2 separate regions of the Homo sapiens genome follow, and region 2 is linked to region 1. A link is a loop called in an ENCODE intact Hi-C map of the cell type or tissue named here. Cell type or tissue: natural killer cell. All regions are shown on one strand. Each heading gives the region's core, and the rest is flanking DNA. Links, peaks and the distances in the headings are about the cores only.

Region 1 (5,381 bases), core at 223-5,222:
ATTACAAAGACATCTAGTTAACCACTTTTCTAAGAGCCATAGCCTATCCTCATTACTTTCTGTTCTTGGTTTTGTCTTTTCTTGACTCTCATTTAAAAATAAAAGATTAACAGAAGATTCAATGGAGGAATATTAACTCAAGAACTATATAGTCCATCCCTCATATATGTGGAGGATTGGTTCCAGGACCACCTGCTTATACCCAAATCCTTGCATATGGAAGTCCCATAGTCAGCCATGGGGAACCCCTATGTACAAAAAGTTGGCTCTCCGTGTATGAGCGTTTCACATCCCCTGAATACTATATTTTTGAACCACATGTGGTAGAAAAAAATCCATATATAAGTGGACCCACACAGTTCAAACTTTTGTTATTCCAGGGTCAACTGTATAATATGTAAAATAGATACAAACCAGTTATAATACACTCTTTCTAGATAAATAAGTCTATACATAACATGTCTGTATATTTCAAACCAGTTATAGATACCCACAAGGCCCAGGGAAATCCTATGCCTATAATGAAAACAACCAAAAGCAGTAGAATCCTTTTTCTTTTTTAAGAAAAGTTTTGAAAATCTTTATTCAATTCCAGTATAGTTACTCTGAAAAAAAAATTCTACATAGGTATACTAAATTGAAGATTGTGATGTACAAAACCCACTCTCATTACCAATAAAACATTTAAAATAAGGTGTCAACAGTGATTTTTTACAAAAGCAACAGCATTCATGCATCAGAGACCTTACCTTATCTCTCTCCTTTGTATCAGAAAATTACTACATTTTGAGAAATGATATCAATTGAATAGATGAAATATTATCACCGAAGAATAGTCACATAAAGCATGATTAATTTTAAGAAATGATATTTGAAGAAAATATTAAAGTGCCTTCAATATTTCTAACAGTATGTCCACAGAAAAGAAAAACATAGTTAGAATTAAGCAGATAAATGATGAAGTTGGGAATAGACGGTAATATGTCATTTTTCGTTCCCTTTTCAATAAGCCTCAGAAGGCAATCCCAGATCAGCTCACCACAACCAAAGTGAGCATGCTGATTTTCCCACTCTTGCTTATCCCCATATGACAGTATTTCTCCTTCGAAAAGGTTCTTCAGTAGTTCGTAAGAGTATTTCAGAGGTCCATGGTGAGCAAGAACCTGAAGTAATCTGTAGTTAGCAAACATGTAATACTGGAGATGTGTTTTTGTTTTTGTTTTTGTTTGAGACAGAGTCTTGCTCTGTCACCCAGGCTGGAGTGCAGCGGCACGATCTCAGCTCACTCAAGTCCACCTCCCAGGTTCAAGCGATTCTCATGCCTCAGCCTCCTGAGTAGCTGGGATTACAGGCACCCGCCACCACACCTGGCTAACTTTTTTGTATTTTTAGTAGAGACACGGTTTCACCATGTTGTCCAGGCTGGTCTCAAACTCCTGACTTCAGGTGATCGGTCTGCCTCTGCCTCCCAAAGTGCTGGGATTACAGGTGTGAGCCACTATGCCTGGTCTGGAGATGTCTTAAAGCAGCCATCTCCTTTTTCTTCTAATACTTTCCACATATCTGTTACAAGGATTTGGGCTTGTTTGTAAAAATAAACTTTCTTCCCCTCAAATGGGAAAAAACGTGCCTCCAGACGTTTTCAACAGAATTTTCCTGGCTTCATCGAGAATCCAATGCCTCTCTTCTGTCAAAGGCATGAGAGGAAACATTTGTTTCAGAATGAAGTATATGCCAAACTTGATCTAGGGTTGTTAACTGTGGCATAGTATGAGGTAATAGTAGTTGATGTCCCTTTGCTGAAGGATCTGTTGACTGCCGCGACTGCAGGGACCAATACCATATGTTCTCCCCCATACCTCACAACACACTTTTGCGTGTCCTGCTCTCACCAAATAGCAGATAAGGTTAAGTGTGTCTGTCATGAACACTGAGTTGACCATGGTCTTACCAGCTCCCCTGGGATTGGGATTTAGCTCATGAAGCATCTTCCACCTCTCCACATACAGCTCTGGCCCCTTCACCTTGGCCAGCAGCGGTTCTGCCACCCTGTGTATGTATGCCTCTGCTTTCAGTGAACACATCCCAACTGTGTTCTGCAGTGAATTTAATTTAATTCCCTGGGTGATAGAAGACTGTGCATTCTCCCCCTCCCCTTTCAGACTGTGGAGTGATGCTTTTGACCTCCATTGGGGCAAACTCTTTCCTTTCTAAGCGGGCAACATCCAGAGTCCCTCTGTACTTCAGAGTTTCTACCCACTATGGGGTCATCACCCTAAACAGGGTCCTGCTCTCTCCGGGAGTGGCACTGAGAACTGAGTGCAGCTAAAGTACAGCCTTTCTCCCATCACACTTGCATGACTAGGAAACTGTAGAGACCATGTAGCCATGCACTGGGCAGAAGCCCGAGAATCCATATTGCATTGCAGCTCTGACCTTCAGTGTGAGTGTAAAGGAAGATTAAAAAAAAAATGTAACATCCTTTTCAAATGTCCCCTCCCCACACACCCCCCCCCCCTTTTTTTTTTTTTTTTTTTTTTTTTTGAGACAGTTTCACCCTTGTTGTCCAGGCTGGAGTGCAATGGCGTGATCTCGGCTCACTGCAACCTCCGCCTCCCAGGTTCAAGCGATTCTTCTGCCTCCGCCTCCCGAGTAGCTGGGACTACAGGCGCCTGCCACCACGCCCAGCTAATTTTTGTATATTTAGTAGAGATGAGGTTTCACCATGTTGACCAGGCTGGTCTTGAACTTCTGCAAATGTCCCTATTTTTAAAGCTGAAAGCTTGGTGTATGGTGGTTTACACCAAAGATATGTGCCGCTAGTTATGTACTGGGCCATTTTCTTGTGTTAATTGAAGGTAATAGCCAGAAGCAAGTTCCGTATTGCATCTTAAGGTCCCTTTCTCACAGCCTGTAGTTTTTCATCTTGGTCTTTCTGAATATTCTGGTGTGGCTTACTCTTCAAGACAGGAACAACCAGGTTATGTGATGTAAAACTGTACATCTTACGTTAAGAGGCTTACATGGTAAGCAGAGTGCATCAGTGTTTTTACCTACTAAGAATTAAGCTTGACTAAACAACTGTTTTCATACAACTGAAGGCCAGGGGGATTTTGCAGGTTGCCTGTAGTTGAGCTCCCAGAATAGTTGAATGTGTGTATTTCAAGGGGGCCAGAATGGCTCTGTTGTTTCTCACCCGCTAAGTGTCACTTTTTAGGCATCTCAGTTGAGGTTGAAAAAGATATTCTGTGTTTCCTGGACCTCACCACAAGTTTTAGTCTATTTTGTGCTACTAAAATTAAATGTCATAGACTGGGTAATTTATAAAGAACAGAAATTTTATTTCCTTACAGTTCTGTAGGCTGGGAAGTCCAGGATCAAGGCACTAGCATCTAGTGAGGGCCCTCTTGAAGCACCACATTGTGGGGAGTCAAACTCATCTTTTTTAAGGAGCTCGATCCCAAGATAGCATTGATATGTTCGTGAGGACAGAGCCCTTATTGCCTAATCACCTCTTAAAGTTCCCACCTCTTAACACTGTTGCCTTGGGGATTACACTTCCAACATATGAACTTCGGAGGACACATTTAAACCATAGTACCATATAGCACTGCCCATTTAATTTATGAGCATAACTAGGCAGAGATTTATAATTATCCTTTTTCTGTCTCTTCCTTCCCTGAAGCACAGAATAAGATGAATATCGACATATAGCTTCTAAAACTGTTCAGCCATTCTAGGTATGCAGGATTAAAGAGTTAAATATGTGAAAGTAAGAAGCTATTGACTGGTCACCTCTCTTACAGACAAACCTAAAGTACAAGCATTGTCACCTCTAGGTTATATTCAGAGAATTCATCAATGTTAGTGTAAGAGACATTGGGGATTATGTGTAGTCTTGTAATTTATTTATCCCAGTTTTCCTTATTAGCCCTGGCTTTCCATTTCCTGGTTGAGGCTCCGTTAATTTCCTTTTAGGCCCTACCTCTTATACTTATGCTATTGAATTATTTGTCATTGTTCCCTAGCGCCCCACCTCATCTCCAAATGAATTGATCATTTTCTTCTTCCCACCTTGTGCTTGCTCCTGCCATCAACCTTTGTCAAGGTCCCTTTACACATTCATCTTTCCTGTTGCTTTCAGTACTTTTAGAAATATTCAGCCAAGTTTAGCTTCAAATTACTTTATTGTGATGACTTTGACACAGAAGGTACTGAATAAATATTTTTTACCATGGGCTGGGCATGGTCACTTATGCCTGTAATCCCAACAACTTGGGAGGCTGAGGTGGGAAGATCCTTGAGCCCAGGAGTTGAAGACCAGCCTGGGCAACATAGTGAGACCCTCTCTCTACAAAAAAAAGAAAATTAATATTAGCTGGGTGTGGTGGCACACACCTCACTTGAGCCCAGGAGGTCGAGGCTGCAGTGAGCTGTGATCGCACCACTGCATTCCAGCCAAGGTGACAGAGCCAAAACCGTCTCAAAAATTTTTTAATTGATTTTTAAAAATTACCTTAACACCTCATTGCATTATTTCTTTTCTAGAAACATAATAGTAGATATTTCTTTTTCATATTAAAATGGGGGGAAAGAGGCTGTAAATATCTACTTTAATTGATAATTTATATATAAACAACTGAATCTGCCTGGTTCTTTATGCGTCTTGCAGTATCTTGGCTTAATTTTTTTGAGGGAGGGGTGCCTCTGTTTGAAAGCCTCATTTATTAACTTTTTATAGACTCATTATCTATGAAGGGATTTTTAAAATGACATCACGAGCAATTTCTTCAATGTAACTAATATATTTTGGATGCTTGTTTTCTATGCTGCTCTTGGCCTTGTGGAACATATCAAGAAGTAGAACAGCCTTCTGAAAGTATATATTTGGGGATTCATGCACAAAAAGTAATTAAAGAGTTAGTAATTAATGATTCCGTTTACGAAACATCACAAGGCTTATAGGGCTTCTAGGGAAGAGAGTTGATTGGGTTGGTCAGGAAAGGTTGGATCTGACATGTTTCTTCAAGGACTAGTATAATAGCAATGATTGGGAGGAGACATCCAAGCAGAACGTTCCACATAAAGAAGGTGTTACATGAACAAAGACACAGAGGTGGGAAGGATTGTGGGAGAAGGAGAAAACACTGTATAATCTAATCTGACAAAAAGTGACAAGTTATGAAAGGAGAATAGTGGTCCTCTCACCTTCCAGATACATGGCCCCCTTCCTGGCCTTTCTATGTAGTTGAGTGGGGCCTAGGACTAGTTTTGGCTAATGGATGAAAGCAACATCAGTCTGGGCTGGAGCATTTAATTACTGATGGGAAACTCTGCAGTCTGTTTCCCTTTCTGGCACAGTGACCAGCCACATTCAAGAT
Region 2 (5,381 bases), core at 382-5,381, 84 kb after region 1:
GGTGAAACCCTGTCTCTATAAAAATACAAAAAATTAGCTGGGCGTGGTGGCACGTGCCTGTAGTCCCAGCTACTCGGAAGGCTGAGGCAGGAGAATCGCTTGAACTCGGGAGGCAGAGCTTGCAGTGAGCCGAGATCATGCCATTGCACTCCTGCCCGGGCGACAGAGCAAGACTCCATCTCAAAAAAACAAAAGAATATCACAGCTCTCTGGCCGATCATTGATTCAGGATGGGCACGTGCCCTAAGCAAGAGCCCAGGTTGTTCATCTCTGAGACTTTAATTAGGGACTGTGTAAAAAGAGGAGCTTCTTCTCTAGAGCTGCTGAGAGGGGCAGATGAAGCCTAGAAGTCATGGCCATTGTTGCAACTACACGAGAGTCTGTCTGTGGGAGAAAATGATAAAGAAGAGTGCAGAGTAGAGTGTGATACTGTGTCCAGAGACACCATTTGAGCCCCTAGATTCAGCAATGGCTGAAGAGAATTTATTCTTAGACTCCCCAGTTACGAGTTAATATATTCTTTTTTTTTTTTGCTCAAACAAAAAGAAAAAGATGAAGAGAATGAGAAGGAAAATGAGAAGAAAAGTTATCTACAAAAAATTATATATGCATGATGCCTAGAGTTCATATATTGGTAATTTCATTTTTAACGGTGCAGCTGTTATTCAGATTTTTGTTTTACTTCAGTACTGAACACAAAAATAAAAAAACTTTCCAAACGGAAATAATGTTTCGTTGTGTTTTTTCTCAGCCTGTCTGAGAAACATTCTAAACATTCTTTGTGACTACCTATTCATTCATTCATTCATTCAGCAGTCAGCAAGCATAGAGCAGATTTTGTAAGCCAAGACAGTGCCATGCTGAACGCTGCAGAGACAAAAGATGAATAGGACACTGGCTCTGGTCTTAGAGGGTGGGTCTCCGTGGAGTCACGATAAAGATGCAAATCCAAGACTCAGCACATATTTGCATGTGGGCAATTCATTAATATCTCTCTGTCAGTTTTCCCCATCTGTAAAATAGCTGTAGCAAACCTTCTTTAGGGCTCATGGCAGTTAAGGGAGACCATTTATGTGCATCCAGCACAGAGCTGTCACTCACTACTAGGTGGCTACTCTAGGCATGGCTCATGTTCCGGCAGAGGGAACTCAGATAAATAGTTCAATGAGAAAGGGCTCTGTGAACTGGGAATGGGAAACACCAGTTCAAAAAGTGGAAGAGTCACAAGCTGTGATGAGAGAGTAGACCTTGAAGGATGGATGAGTGTTCATCAGAAGACGCCATTTCAAGCAGACAACAGTACAGGGGCCAGACTGTGCTCAGCACACTGGAGGAGCTTAAAGAAGTAGCTATGGCTGGACCAGAAACCCAGGTTCACAGTAAGGGCCATCATGTGAGCTCAGAGGTCAGGCGGAGCTGAGGCTGTGCAGAATGTGAACTTTGGCCTGAGGAACAGCAACTGTTGGGAGGTGAGAAACGGGAGAGCTGTGATTTGGATTGAGCAGAGTGGCAGCCCACCTGCAGGATGGTACCCAATGAGGTTCACCTCTGGGCATCTAACACCCTCTGTCTCTTTCCATAGGGAGCAGGGCTGACCTGTGTAACTCAATAAGATGGTGCCAAATGATGCAGTGTGACTTCTGAGACTAGTTAATAAAAGACATCATGGCTCCACCTGTGCTCTCTTGGATCATTTGCTTCAGGGGAAGCCAGGGGCCACATCATGAGGACACTCAGCTATCCCTATGGAAAGACCCAAGTGGTGAGGAGCTGAGACCTTTTGCTAGCAGCCAGCACCAACGTGCCAGCTGTGTGAATGGGCCATTTTGCAAGTGATCCTCTGTATTTGTTTCCTAGGTCTGCCATATCAAAGTACCCTGAACTGGGTGGCTTCAAACAACAGAAACTTATTGTCTCATAGTTGTGGAAGCTGGAAATCCAAAATCAAGGTGTTGGCAGAGCCATGCTTCTTCTGAAACCTGCAGGGGTGGGTTGTGTGTGGGGAGTTGTTTCTTGCCTCTTCTAATTTCTGGTGTTTGTTGGCAAGCAATTTCTGGTGTGCCTTGTCTAGTAGAGGCATCCCTGTGATCTCTGCCCCTGTTGTCACATGGTCATCTTCTCCCTGTGTGTGTGTCTTCTCCTCTTCTGATAAGGACATGTCATATTGGATTAAGGGCCCAGTTACTCTAGTGTGATCTCATTTTAACTTATATCTTCATTGCATCTGCAAAGACCCTATTTCCAAATAAGGCCACATTCTGAGCTATTGGGGGTTAGGACTACAACGTATCTTTTTTGGGGAAGACGCAATTTAATCAATAATATTCTCCAAATCCAGTGAGGCCTTCAACCGGCTGCAGCCTTGGTTGATATCTTCACTGTCACCTCGGCTGACATCTTGACTGTAGCCTCATGAGAGACCCGCTTTCCTGCCCCACAGAACTGGGTGAACTAACAATGTCCATGCTTGTTTTATGCCATTAAGTTTTGGGGCACTTTGTTATGTGGGAATAGGTAACTAACATTCAAAGGGAGGTTAGGGAATGAAAGACTGAAGCCAGGAGACCAGGACCTTTCTCTGGCCTGAGAAGGAACATGGCCTCCCAAGCAGTCCCACTCACAGATCTTCAGGCCACATCAGCTCTTGTCTCAAATCTAGGCCTTTGTGCACAAAACATTTCATACTTTTATGCCTATTTTGTCCTATATAAATCCACTTTGTTGAGAAATTGTTCTTTGAGTGGTCATTTCACTTGAGCGGTTCTGAGTTTCATTGAGAATCAAGAGCGGCCGACTCACCATCGGTCCTCTCTGAGGAGATCTTCTGTGCAGGGACACCTCCTGGGCTACTAGCCAGTGCTCTGATTGGCTGGCCTTGGGCTGGGTGCCTCCTCCTGGTTCAATATACCATGGCTGGGGGGTGGGGGCACAGGTACCAAGCAGGGCCACCTGTGGGGAAAAGTGGCCTGGGTGGGTTTCCCTCAGCAGGGGCTCTGGACAGGCCTGTGTCTTGAGAGCAGACATGGTGGGCTCTGGGACTTGGCAGTCTGTGAGGAGGCCTGGTTTTTTCCTCTCTAAGAACAGGGCTTTTAAATCCAGTGTGAATACAGCTCACTGTGCCTCTCACTTCCCGTGTGAGAAAAACCACAGAAAAGCACAGCTGCACCTACATGAGAAACCACGCAAACCAAGCCACTTCCCCCAAGTCTGGTTTAGCCAAAAATGCATTTGATTTCCTGTCTCCATGTTGTGGTCAAGATTGCCATTTGCTTCCTGAGTTTCAGGATCACAATCGACAAAAACATAATCACAACCATTAGTCATAGATATATTTTTTCCCTGAAAATGATTTATTTTCCCGTCCTCTACTTTGTTCTGTCATCTGGCAGCTACTTCTTTTAATTGTAAAAATTACTTTGTTCTACCACCATTAGTTGCTTTTCCCCTCATTTCTACTTCACGAGCAATTCATTCTAAATTGTTGGTAGAAAATAACTCAGGGAAAGTTCGTGGTGCTCTGCCCAGAAGGGCAGAATGAGGATCCTGCAGGTGCTGATTAGATGTTTACTGGGTGAAGTAGTTCTGCCAAGTCTGTATTTAGCGCTGGCCTCTCTTTCTCAGGCTTATTTGAATCATCTTGGCATAAGGCAATGATATGCATTTTTAGGTAATTTCTGTCTCCCTGGGGTTTGAGGCAGGGAAGCAGACTGGGCGGTGGGTAGCCACATCTGGGGCCGCTTCTGGACTGCCAGCTCACGCCTGGTGGGAGCTGCGCTGGGCGAGAAAGCGAACTCCGTCATCTGGTGGGAGAGGTCCTGCTCCCCTTCCAGAGGGACTTCCTAGGGCGTGGGGAACCCAAGGCTTGCTCAGGAATTCCAAGTCCTTGCTGCTTATTCCCTGAAGACTTGACTCATCCCAGACCTTTCCGAGGGATCAGTGAGTCAGCAGGGGCTGGTGCTGGCTCTGCTTTTTCCCACATGGTTTATTCAACATGCATTCTATGAATAAAAAACCGAGGCCCAAGGTCTCCCCAGTGAGGAGTTAATGGTGAGGCCATGCATGGAAACCCCATCAGTCTGACTGCAGAATCCACATTGTTAATTGTCCTGCCTAAAAGCCAGAAAAGGATCTGGAGGCCTACACCGTGGGGGAATAGGGAGATCATTTCATTTTTCTTGCTTTATAAAATCGTGTGATGTTTAAGCATATACTGTTTAAAATAACTAAAAAGGAGTTCAAACTAAATGGCCACATTTAAGAGGCAAATCACTGAAGACTAATTATCCATTCTGTACTTAAAAAATGATCTGAAACAGCTACTAGGCATGCAGTCAAAATCCTTTTTTAAATGGCTTTGAAATATTGGACACAAATTACACAGAAATCAGTGGCCTAAAAATGTCTTCACCATATTGAGTCTGATAATTTTGCATCTGGAATTCCTAACATGGGAAGCTCCTGCTCTGTGCCTGTTGGGTGATTGAATAAATGCATGACTAAAGTGGGCCACCCTTCATGCCCTTCACGGCAGTCCCTGCAACTTATCTCTATGGGGTGCCAGGCATCGCTGCAAAGCAACGAGATCCTCTATAGGGCTCCAGATCAAATTATACCAGCATCAATCCATCCTGCACAGTCGGGCAACGTGCCCAACTCTTGCCCAAAGCTACCGTGATTTATTAAGGTCCCTGGAATCCCTGGATGAGCTGTGTCGTACAGAAAGAATTCTATTACTCATACCTTCCCATGGCTGCCCCCGTCTCAACATTTCCAGTCCCCACCCGCCCTTCACCCCGAAGCGTTGCACTCTCTCCAGTTATTCCAGGTCCTGCCTACACATTCCATTTACTGACAGAAAATTCCATTACTGGCAGATGTGAGGAACGCTTCTTTTCTATTTTTAAAAGCCGCTTTAAGGTCTACGTTTCTGACGTTGCTGGTGGCGCTAGCATTGCCATTTCATCTGGCTAGAGTTCTGGTCGACCAGAATGGGAAGGTTCCCCACAAGGGCCATTTCTAATTGAGCTTTTGCTTTGAGAGCTTGTTTCTTACCTCAGGAAATGTTTAAGGCTTATGAAATATTTACATGTCCTGGGTGTCACTTGATCAACAAGATAAAAAAAAAAAAAAAAACCCCAAGCCACTGCTTTGTGGATGTGTAAAATATAAACTGACATTTATTTTTGTTTTAGCTTGAGACCAATCGCATACTGAGAGATTTGTTAGAGGAAGATGTGGCTTGAAAAAGATAAATGTGAACAGAAAATACCCCCTAATGTCTCGATGATTGAGGTTTAAGAGGAAGACACTGAGGGAATCTGCCTCTCCTACTTTTTCCACAGTTCCCAGGGTGGAATCTGGTGCCACAGAAGTGGGCTCCT

What was found. Hi-C counts contacts between places; a loop is a spot of excess contacts. Peaks named below come from ENCODE experiments on the same cell type or tissue, not always from the same donor. Only the 100,000 strongest peaks of a DNase experiment are listed, where the experiment ranks them.
Region 2: a loop joins it to region 1, with 8 times the contacts of the local background. A loop is called at or near these places in 4 of 110 quality-filtered maps.

The regions. Positions count from the first base shown.
Region 1 is chr3:15,729,012-15,734,392 of GRCh38, reverse strand. All of the region lies in intron 6 of ANKRD28 (ankyrin repeat domain 28), which reads left to right. Among named protein-coding and RNA genes, the nearest start is that of MIR3134, 34 kb to the right of the region's middle. In natural killer cell, for the core only: no CTCF peak of the experiment used is centred there; no DNase peak of the experiment used is centred there; H3K27ac peaks cover 1,199 bases.
Region 2 is chr3:15,645,589-15,650,969 of GRCh38, reverse strand. It overlaps BTD (biotinidase), which reads right to left. Exons shown (of 4, transcript NM_001370658.1): 4 at 1-5,381. Among named protein-coding and RNA genes, the nearest start is that of BTD, 47 kb to the right of the region's middle. RefSeq lists a silencer at 3,034-3,328 and an enhancer at 3,755-4,288. In natural killer cell, for the core only: no CTCF peak of the experiment used is centred there; a DNase peak (open chromatin) is centred at 3,169; H3K27ac peaks cover 549 bases.